2 separate regions of the Homo sapiens genome follow, and region 1 is linked to region 2. A link is a loop called in an ENCODE intact Hi-C map of the cell type or tissue named here. Cell type or tissue: psoas muscle. All regions are shown on one strand. Links, peaks and the distances in the headings refer to the core of each region. The heading gives the core; the rest is flanking DNA. Region 1 overlaps LRMDA (leucine rich melanocyte differentiation associated). Region 2 overlaps LRMDA (leucine rich melanocyte differentiation associated).

What was found. Hi-C counts contacts between places; a loop is a spot of excess contacts. Peaks named below come from ENCODE experiments on the same cell type or tissue, not always from the same donor. Only the 100,000 strongest peaks of a DNase experiment are listed, where the experiment ranks them.
Region 1: it touches region 2 in a loop (2.3-fold over the local background); 13 of 110 quality-filtered maps call a loop at or near these places.

Annotation. Positions count from the first base shown.
Region 1 is chr10:75,924,908-75,930,285 of GRCh38, reverse strand. The region is part of intron 2 of LRMDA (leucine rich melanocyte differentiation associated); the gene reads right to left. Among named protein-coding and RNA genes, the nearest start is that of MIR606, 380 kb to the right of the region's middle. In psoas muscle, for the core only: a CTCF peak has its summit at 3,294; no DNase peak of the experiment used is centred there.
Region 2 is chr10:76,033,187-76,038,564 of GRCh38, reverse strand. LRMDA (leucine rich melanocyte differentiation associated) reads right to left here. Exons shown (of 7, transcript NM_001305581.2): 3 at 2,431-2,557. Among named protein-coding and RNA genes, the nearest start is that of MIR606, 480 kb to the right of the region's middle. RefSeq lists an enhancer at 434-4,420. In psoas muscle, for the core only: a CTCF peak has its summit at 2,047 (motif pointing right); a DNase peak (open chromatin) is centred at 2,044; H3K4me3 peaks cover 946 bases.

The DNA.
Region 1 (5,378 bases), core at 175-5,174, 110 kb after region 2:
TGCCCTTCCTCCATTCTCATTTTAGTTGGTAAAATTTAAATTCCTAAACAGTGATTGATGGTTCTGGTGAGAGTTGTTTATACAAGATCTTAGTCTTAGGCAAATCAGGTGAAAGAACTATTATTAGATATACTTAGGCTTCATGAACCATTAGAAGCAGAGCATAAATCTATTCGCAGGTTTCATGATTTTCTTCAGAATAAAAGCCTCTCAGCATATGATTCCAAGGAAGCAGGATGACTGACAGTCTTCAATGTGCTTCATGGTATGAATAAAAGGAAACAAGATTTCCTAAGGTCTTTGCTAGGATTGCATTCAGTTACTTGCCAATAGTACCTAAGAATGACTTTGCATAATAGGACTTGTGACTGATCAGCCTCATTTTTCAATAGGCTCCCAACTCTGTCACAAAAGAAGTTTTGGAAGGAAGCTCTCAAAGAAGGAAATCCTGAACAAACTCCTGACGACATTATTTAGTCATTTTTGGGAAAAGAGTGGTTGGGATAAGCCCTGGTCATGCTATGTCATTGTAACCCTCAACTACAGGATCCCAAAAGTAATGAAACAAGAAATCAAACAAAACCAAAATTCTAAAAGACTAACCCACAGTGGTCCCTGTCATATATGAGACTCTCCTCATCACACAGAAATTTGAGGGCTATGTGGACCAGGGCCCTAATAGTAAGGCACTATCCCAGGCATATATAAAACAAATACCTAATACAGTATGATCCCTCTACTCTGCAAACTGTTAGCCATGTAACTTGGGGAGGTTACTTAGCTTCTGTAAGACTCAGTTTCCTCACTTCAACCACGAAAATGAAGGTTAACCCACCAAGGTGATGGCTGGCATAAATGAGACAACAGTTGGCCAACGATGGTATGGCTGTGCATACATCTTCTCTATGCACAAATGTAAGAAACCGATTTGTACATGAATTCTACCAACATATGCACAAACGCATTCATTTACACACACACACACACACATAGATCATGCATTTAAATGCTTGTATATGCACTTACACATGTATACAGGCACACAAGCCTGCATCCATCCATGTTTATAATGGGATTTGCCACCACTTTTCTTCCCTGGTCACACCCTACCTTGTGCTGTATCTAGTGCACTGCCCTGTCTCCTGGACCCCGAGGTCCTTTCTGGGCACTGTAGGTGGTAGAGCTGAAACAGGACCCAGAGTGCTTTCAGAGCCAGTTCAAACTTGGCATGGTGGAACTTTCAAAGGTGAGAATTGTAGGGTTCCTTAGAAATAATCAAATCTGGTGGTTTGACAACCTATGTTTTATTCGTGTAATCCTTTCCCCAAAGAAAATCTCACCCAGTTGTCCCAATATGTAAAGCAGATACAGGCAGTGTTGCACCTGTCTGAGTGGGGTGGGTATTCAGAGCCCTGTTTTTGCCACTCTTCCCAGATTACCCTGAGATCCTGCCACAGAGCCACTGGGTGCCAGAAAACACCCTTCCTTTAGCACATGGAGGAAGTGGGGCCCAAGGTTATGGAGCATGCCACCCAGTGCCACATGAGTGGTTTGTGTCAGGAAAGGACCTAAAACCTAGTTATACCAGCTCAAAAACCACCTCTCTTCCTCCTGAGTTGCCAAAATATAGCCATCTAAATATCAGCATTTATATTAAGCATTAAATCCATTTTACTAAACAGTAACTACCCTCGCGGTATATGATGCACCATGCTTTAGATGTCAACTAATTTGACTTACTCTCCCTTTCATTGCCCTTATATCTTGCTTAATAAGACATTTTATTCAGATACTGCTGAGGTAATAAAGGAAGAAGCGTGGTTGCCAAATGTACTGCCATTTTTATTTTTAGCTTCACTGGAGTAAGGGGTTATTTTCTTGTGAAAAGGATGAAATGCAGCTGCCGGCCTTTTAAATTGTATCACGCAATCCTGCTTTTGCCCGAGCAATAGATTTCCAGATAACTGTAGCAATCTTCTCAAAGTGTAAAAAAAAAAACCCAAAACTAAAAAATAATAATCATAGCCACTGCCACTCTTCCCAGACCCCACCCAGCCTCCATTGTAAAGCATCCACCAAAGGGTTATTTGCAGCTCCCTGCCGCGTGAATTCACCCCCCACCCCAAGAGTTAGGTGGCCACATTTCAGGCTCCATAGCCAACCGTGCAAAGCTCTGACATTCTCTATCATAATTTTAAAAATAGATGATGATGATGATGATGATGATGATGATGATGATGATGTTAAACTAAAACTTACTGAGTGGTTATCACATACAGGTGCTGTGCCAACTGCTTTACATGCTTTTTCTCATTTAATTTTCACAACAACCCTGTGAGGCAGGTAGCATTATTATTACTGTTCCACCAATGAGGACACTGAGATACAGAGAGGCTAAATAACTTTCCCAAGGTCACCAATTAGTATATGGAGACTTGAACCCAGGCCTGCTGGGCTCCAGAATCCATAATTATAACCAGTACATTAGACCTGCTTTGTAAATAGCTGAGGCTTTATTGTCGGCAGACCTGAGTCCAAATCTACTTTACTGTTTACTAGCTGTGTGTCCTTGGGCAAGTAACTTAACCTTTCTAAACTTCAGTTACCTCATTTGCAAAGTGGAAATAGCACCACTTGATTACAGTCTCATTTTGGGGAATGTGTCTTATTCCCTTACCTCAATTCAGGAGGTCCTTCCTCGAACACCTAAATTCTGGACTCAGGGCTACCTGAAATTAAAGCAAGGAATTGGATTCTGTTGAAAGAGTAGGTGAGCCATAAAAAGTGCAGAGCAAGGTTGGGAAGAGTGGGCTGGAAGGAAGAAGTGAGGAGAAGAGGAAGAGGGAAGAGTCTTGATAGAAGCTCTCTCTAGCTATTAATATCTCCATTGAACATGATGGAACGAACAAGTGAAGGAGAAAACAGGCAGATCTCTACAGGCTGAAGACTTATACAGTTTTACAGTGGTTTATGGGATGCACAAATTTAACACCTGGGATCTTTGTAGCCCCAGGGAGTTAGGAAAAGGACCAATGGATGGAAATTCTAGAGAAACACATTTGGCTCATCTTAAGAACAAACCCTACTTGTCTCAGATAAGTTGGCTTGTGCTGCTTCTGGGTATAATGAATTCCCTATCGCTGGAGACCCCTGAGCTGAGGCACTGAAAAGGCTAGTTAAGCTCTATCCATTCCAATCCTAAATTCTTTGATTCAAGAGTTGAAATCTCAGTGGTGTCCCTGATGGTGCAACTTGAGACTGGCAGTATTGCTCTCCAGCTTTTAGGTTTGCTGCAGCCAGAGGGCAGCGTGGAGCACTAGGGGAGGCTTCCTAAAGACACACTGAAGTCAACCCAGATCCGTGACAAGTGTGCGCCTTACTGTAATATGTAAGTCTGCAAGGGTTCCTTCTAAGTATCAGATAGGATAGGAGAAGCCCAGAGATTTCCAGGAGAAAAACAACAAGGTCTCCTGCTGTGTCAGGAAACAGCCCACTGAGTAGAAAGCAATTTTGCTTGTTTACAGCAAAGTTACAGGCCCAGGAAACCAAAATAACAGCAGCATGAGTGGGTGCTAGAGTGTGGTAGCACACCACTGCAATCCACAAGACGTGCCCTGCAGGCTTGAAGAACACGGGAGCAATCCCAAACTGCCAAACATGCCCATAAACACCCAGGTGAAGACCCCACTAATTAATCTCTTTAGTGAGCAATTTCATAGTATACTGCATAAAATCAAGATAAAAAGGTGGGCGGGCTGCCACCCGGCTTCTCCAGCTAGGTTCTAGGAAAACCAGGAGTGCAGGTCTCCATCTTCTGGAAACCGGCTTACTATAACCTAGAACTGAATGCAGAGTGTAAACATACATGTCTCTGCAGAGCACTAGATGAAAAATTTCAGACAAGTGTTTTGAATCTAACTTGGAAGTTGGTTAACTTTTGTGACCAGGAAAGATCCTCCTGCCACTGTTTCATCTTTTCTCTCCCCTGCTCCACTTTTTACTCGGCTAACACAGAGAAGATAGCTCTGTGGTCTTGCTCCCTGCTAGGTGGCTCAACCTGCTTTCCAGGCAGTTGATGCCCAGTTCTAATAAAATCCTTCCCAGAAAGCCTTAGACACACAAGAATAATAGAGGCACAACAGGACTCCACCTGGCATTTCAGGGTTCCCCACATGCCTATGTGTACCTAGCACATGGATTAAAAGAATGGACTCTGCTACCAGACTACCTGAATTTGAATTCTAATTCAATGACTGCAAGTTACTTAACCTCTCTGGGGCTCAGTTTCCTTCTCTGCACAGAGGCAATATTAATAGAACCTATCCCTAGAGTTGTTATGGGAGCTAAATGAATACTGCCTGGTATGTAATAAATGAGGCAGCCAGATTATACGAGGTCAGTAGTTCGTAGTTCGAGACCAGCCTGGCCAACATGGTGAAAACCTGTCTCTACAAAAAATACAAAAACTAGCCAAGCATGCTGGCAGGCACCCGTAATCCCAGCTACTTGGGAGACTGAGACAGGAGAATCACCTGAACCCAGGAGGCAGAGGCTGCAGTGAACCGAGACTGTGTCACTGCACTCCAGCGAGACTCTGTCTCCAAAAAAAAAAAAGAAAAAGAAAATGCTTATGTAAGTGTCTGCTGCTGCCACCATTACCACCACCACTGCCACCATCACCTTCTTCCTCCACAATGACATAATTATCTCTTTGGAAAGAAGCTCCCCCCCTCCAAACTACTAAACCAAATGTAAAATTATATTGGGGCCATATGCAGTTCAAGAATTTGGATGTCTCTCAGAATATATTTTTTAAGATCAAATACACAAAATATTTCTGTACAATAAACTGCCATATTCCAACCCCCCCAGACGCTAACACTCTCAAGCAACTTGGGCAATTAAGTGGTAAACATGTGGTATGTCTTACGGAGAAAGTACTCCGAGGCCTGATATAAAAATGTTCATTACCAGCCAGGCCCCTGCAAGATGACCAAATTAACCTCACCGCCAGGAGTATATGAAGAAGGAATAATAAATTATTCAAAACCTAATGCTGAGAGGGCAAAAAAAATTTACAAAAAAAAATCAGATTATTGTGTTTTACTCACAATCCTCTTACATAGCTAAAGTGTCACATCCTCACAGCACTTTGTCAGACAATAAGCCAGTCCCAGGACGACTTGGTATTGGTGTCATCTCTGGGAGAATGGACTGCATACTCCGATGAGGAGAAAGGTCAGCAGAGGAGGCTGTAGATCTGAAAAGCCAGAAATCGGCCAAGGCAACCCGAGGTGCACTTGTAAGAAAGCCACCCATTCAACTAGAGTGGCAGCCACTGGGACGAGCATGTGACTCTCTTAAATCACCCGTTTCTT
Region 2 (5,378 bases), core at 98-5,097:
CTTCACAATCACATTAGTAGAGCAGAGGAGAAAAAAGGAAAGAAGTCTATTCAGAATATTCACTGATAAGAAAATGTGCTACAACAGCACCAGTGATATCACTGGTCAGGTTTACAGCCACACAGTGTCTTCTGCTTCGGTCCCTCCTAGGCCATTACCATTACTCCCTTAGCATTACTGCTACAGATTGGAAAAGTGGAGGCACAGAATAGGGAAAGGACTCAACCAAAGACAAAGAAAACCTCTCAGCACTCTGAAGCCAAGAGGCCTGCTTATCTCTGGTGACAGCAATACTGTGAATAAAACCATCGACCAGTCCAACATATTTCTTTAAAAATGAGAAAAAGAAGCTCACAGAAGATAACTTGTCCAAGGTCACACCGCTAAATATGATTAAGCTGAGACATGAACCAAAGTCCATGGACCCTAATATTCTACGGAGACCTGGGACACAGGACATGTCTAAAAATCCTTCTGTCCTTGATTTATTTGAGAATATTGGCCAACTGATCATCTAAGACAGCCTAGAAAGCCATAAGACTACAAAGTTTTTCAAAGAGTGATTGGGAAACTTGGTTGACTAACAGACATAAGAAGGGAAAATTCCACCAAAATTTCATTATGACAAAGACTGTGAATTTACATGTAGGCCCTCCCCTTCTACTTCTATCAAAGTGACAATAATGACCACAAGGAGCATATTTATAATACTATGGTCTGAATGTTTGTTCTTCCCTCAAATTCATATGTTGAAATTCTAATCCCCAAAATGATGGTATGTGGAGATGAGGCCTTTGGGAGGTGATTAGGTCATAAGGGTAGATCTCTCTGATGGGATCAGTGCCCCTATAAGGAGAGACTTGAAAAAGCTTGCTTCCTCTCTCTCTGCTATGTGATGATACAGTGAGAAAGTATCTTCACCAAGAAACCAACCCTGCTGGCATCCTGATCTCAAACCTCCAGCCTCCAGACTGTGAGAAATAAATGTTTGTTGTTTAAGCCACCTCATGTACGGTACTGTGCTGTAGCAGCAAGAGCTGACTGAGACAATATCTGAGAGAATAAAGAAAACATTAACTTATGGCTTGAAGTATAAACAGTAGCTAACAAATACTTCTGCAAATCATTCTTAAATGCTGGCATATGCATATGTGCCAAGCCTTACATGTATATCTGATTTTATTTTATACTCTAGAGGAAAATGCCTTGTCTCCTTTTCTATTTCTAACTTATTGTATGAATGTGAACAAGTGGTTTAACTACTCCAGGTCTCAAATGTTCCATCCAATAAAACAAAGCCATTGGACCACTGAGTCTGAAGCAACACAGTAGAATGCAGACATTGGACTTTGGACACAACACAGTTGACACTGAATCATCCAGGACCTAGCATCTTGCTAGTGTCTGGCTGTGTGCCTACACCTCACCTCTTTCTATGTCTAGGTAAATGGAAAAGACACACCCTTCTCACAGGGCTTGGTAAGGATGAATAACAACACACATAAAGAACCCAGCACCATGCCTCATTCCTAGGAGTGCTCAATAAGGAATAGCTAATGATAATGATGCATTCATCCCTCAAATATTTATTGAGCTTGTACTTGGTGCCAGGCACTATTCTTAGTGTGAAGAACAGAGGAGTTAACAAAACCAAGGAAACTCCCTGTCCCATCGAGCTGGCATTCTAGTGCCGGGTAATCCACTACACTAACAATGCAGGAGCTACGGGCCTTAGGTTGCAGCAAGGGTTCCCTGTTTCCATCCCCACTACAGAATCCAGAGCAGTTAGTGCCCGTAAGTCTCACCCTAGGCTGACTAGGTCCTTGCCTCCATAGAGGAGGCCATACACTGTCGTGGGTCCCCTAGGCCTCTCATCACCAGAGCATGGTATCCCCCAGTGAGGGCATAGCCAGGCCTGGGCTTCACATGTCTCTGCCACCTTAGCTCCTTTCCCTCACCAAAACGGTTCCCCAAGCCTGCCCCAGAGCCTTCCAGAAACCTCCCAGGAGAGGAAGTTTGCTTGGCGGCATTACCCGGGACTTCCCACCAGAGGTCGCCCTCCCACACAAGCCCAAGCAAACAGACTGGGCTTCGCTGCCTCTGCAGCGGTGACATTATTTTCTTTCTCTATTTTTATCTATTAAAAAGATTTCTTCACAGCCATAACTTAGATCTCTACACTAAAATGGAGCAACAGGAAGATATAATGGTGCGTTTCATTTATGAATGACCTATAATAAATTACTCTGAAGTGTCCCGAGTGCCAGAAGACAGAATGCTTTGTCTGCCCACGAACTGTATTTCACATACTTTAATTTAGCTGACACGTAAAACTCATTTGACATTTTGCAGGTATTTGTGCAGGGTGGGGTTGGGGGACGACTGTGGGGCTGGGTGGGGAGTGGGGGCAGCGGGCAGAGGAAAGGATATTCGGTTCTTGTTGAGGGTTAAGGTATGCAGTCTGGGTAACCCTGGCAACACAAGGTCGTCCCCCAGCTGATTGTTGTCCAAGATGAGTTCCTCCAGGCTCCTGAATGCGCTCAGTCCTTCCAGTGACCTGCAATGACAAAGGCAACAGGAAAAATGATCCTGCACTAAATCAGGGAGGCCATTATGAGCCGAAATAAATATTTTAACCTTCCCTTTCAGGACTGGGAATAGTTTGGGCTTGGTGCCTGTCAGCAAAGTGAATGACAAGAATTAGTAGCAGGAGTCGGGGCGGGGGCGGCGGGGGAGAAGGGGCCGCTGGCACCCACCGCATCCTTCACGCATTGCCAACATGAAGGATGAGGGTCACTTAGTGAGTAGCCAGGATCCAAAACAAAGGGCTTCAGATACGGCCTGCAGGATAAATTTGTCAATGTCTTGTGCCTTCAGGCACCCAGCCTCGGCTGACCCTAACCTCCATTCCCAAGATAAATAACTCTGTCACAGTTCACCTTCATTCCCTGGACACAAATTCAAGTTGTCATCCATCATTCCTGCCCAGAAATATCATACCCTCTTACAATAATAAATATAACTTCAAGTATCATTTCTTAGCAGTTCTCTGTACAGTCGCGGGGGAAACGACAGGGAAGGCTTCCTTTCTCTCCGTTCACATCCTTTGACTTTTTTTTTTCCTCTGCCTTTTTTCTTTACTAATCACTTAATTTGCTTCTGCCCAGCGTCCCAGTGGCTGCCCCAAAGGCAAGGCATCTGCAGAATTACATAATCACTCCGATCTGAGAGGGCTTTTTCTTTTATTATTTCTTTTTATTTGTTTTTGCTGCGGGTGGGGAGACGGGGGTTGGGAGAATTGCTGCTTCAAAGCTCCTGGCCTGAAGTTACTGTTTTAATTTATGGAAAGTGGATTTCTCACTTAATTTTTGAAAGAAGTGTAGAGTGCAACCCTGTAGATGTTGAGGCAGTAAATAAAAAGGCAACAGAAAGAATTAAGTACCCGGCTCCAGGAAAAAAAAAAAAAAACAGCAGAAAGGGAAAAATAGCCTTGCTTATACACATCGCTGAAAGTTAACTCTTAATTTTATGGGCTCTCATGAGTGTTGGGGGTGGAGGTGACACGAGGTAGTTGTGCACAAGTGCTTGCCTGGGCGCACACAGACATTAATTAAAGCAAGCCGGCCGGCAGAGGGGCTTACACAGAGACACAGACTCCCAGCTCGTTCACCTGCCAGACCCAGGAGATGTGCTGAGCCTGCACCGGCTGACAGCTGAGCTACGATGTGGACGGGAGGGAGACACGTAGGGGATGCCGGGCTATTCTATAAAATGTGACAAATCAGGGAGATGTCGTCCACACTATTTATTCATTTACTGATAGTGCTTCCATTACAGCCCCGTGTGCTTGCGTGTGCAATGTCTGCACATCTGCTGTGAGTGTGAACTTCAGCACCAGATCTTTCCCAAGGCATCCATAGCTCCCTTGTGGGATCGCTGCCAAGAGGACTCCAAAATAGGGAGTCAATACTTACGAGGTATAAAAATGTGTTGTAAGTAATTAAATCTGTAGATACCACTGGGCCCAGAGCTCTGCCGGCATGTTCCATTCCTGCCAGACCTCGGGGTGGTCCCACTCAGGACTCGACTCCCAGAGCACGCCTGCTCCTCCAACCAACACTGCCAGCCCCACCGAGGGGGGACACATTTTGGAGTAGGGGTCCAGAGGTCATCGTGTTTCATTTCCTCCTCCTTTCTCTTTTTCCTCTTGGTTCCGAGAGGCAAAACACAACTTGTGAGGATAAATGCTTGAAGGGCTGGATATCCCATTTATCCTGATGTGATGATTACACATTGCCTGCCTGTATCAAAATATGTCATGTGACCCATAAATATCTACACCTCTTATGTACCCACAAAAAATACAAACAAAAAAAAAATTTAAAAACCCACAATGTACGCACATCTAGGCAGGAAGGTTTGGGACTTTGCCTCCGCTCCTCTATTTCCTGTTGTGTGAATTTGGGCCTGTCAATAGCCCATCTGAACTCTCCTGTTCTGTGTTCCTTCCAGCTCATAGGATCTTGTCGAGAATAAGTGAAGGACGGCTAACTGGTTACTAGCATACGCTGTTTTTTTTTTCTTTTCCTTCCTCCTTTTATTCACTGTTTTGTTTCCAGACGCCCTGACCCTGGGGGTGTGTTTGGAATGCAGGGGACGGGCCCATGAACAAACCCACAGAGGAGGCGTGCAGCAAGTCAGGCTTGTGCAGGGGACTTTCGGGCTCTTCTGAAGTCCCTTCCTCCACTAGGGGTTAGGGAGTGATGTGCCAAAAGGCTTCTCAGGACTGGGCCCGTTTACCACTAGGGGAGGTGAGGCCACTTCCCCTTAGGGAGCCTTACGGGTGGTTAATAATTCCTTTGTGCACAAACATCAGTTGGACTCCGCTCAAAGGCAGCATCCAAATACACATTGTTCCTGAGTTACGTTATGCAAATATTAGATTCTTCTGATGAGAATCAGCAAATGGTTGGCAACTGGCAAGCAGAAGAAAGCTCCTTTCCAAGAGTGCTCCAGGGAGGCATAAAGCAAAACGACACAGCATGAAGATGGGGAGAGCCCAGGAGCACCAAGGAAGCGCCCACCTCCATCCAGCCAGCCTTTCTTCCCCTCAGGGTGGGCTATGGGGCAGAAATCCACGCCAGAGTGAGACTTCCCAGAAGAGCTGGTAAGATCAGTCTCAAATCCCCTGTCACCTGTCTGGTTTTGAGACTCTTTTTGCTATGTGACGTTATTAGCTGCTCAGTAAAAAGAGAACCATATTACATGGGTGATTGCTAATGAATAAATCCTTGTTTTCATGTTATCAGTGTGGTGTGCTCCTGGGGATTTAATCATCTAGATCCAGAGCTGAGGGCTGGGGCACAGAAGTCAGGGGG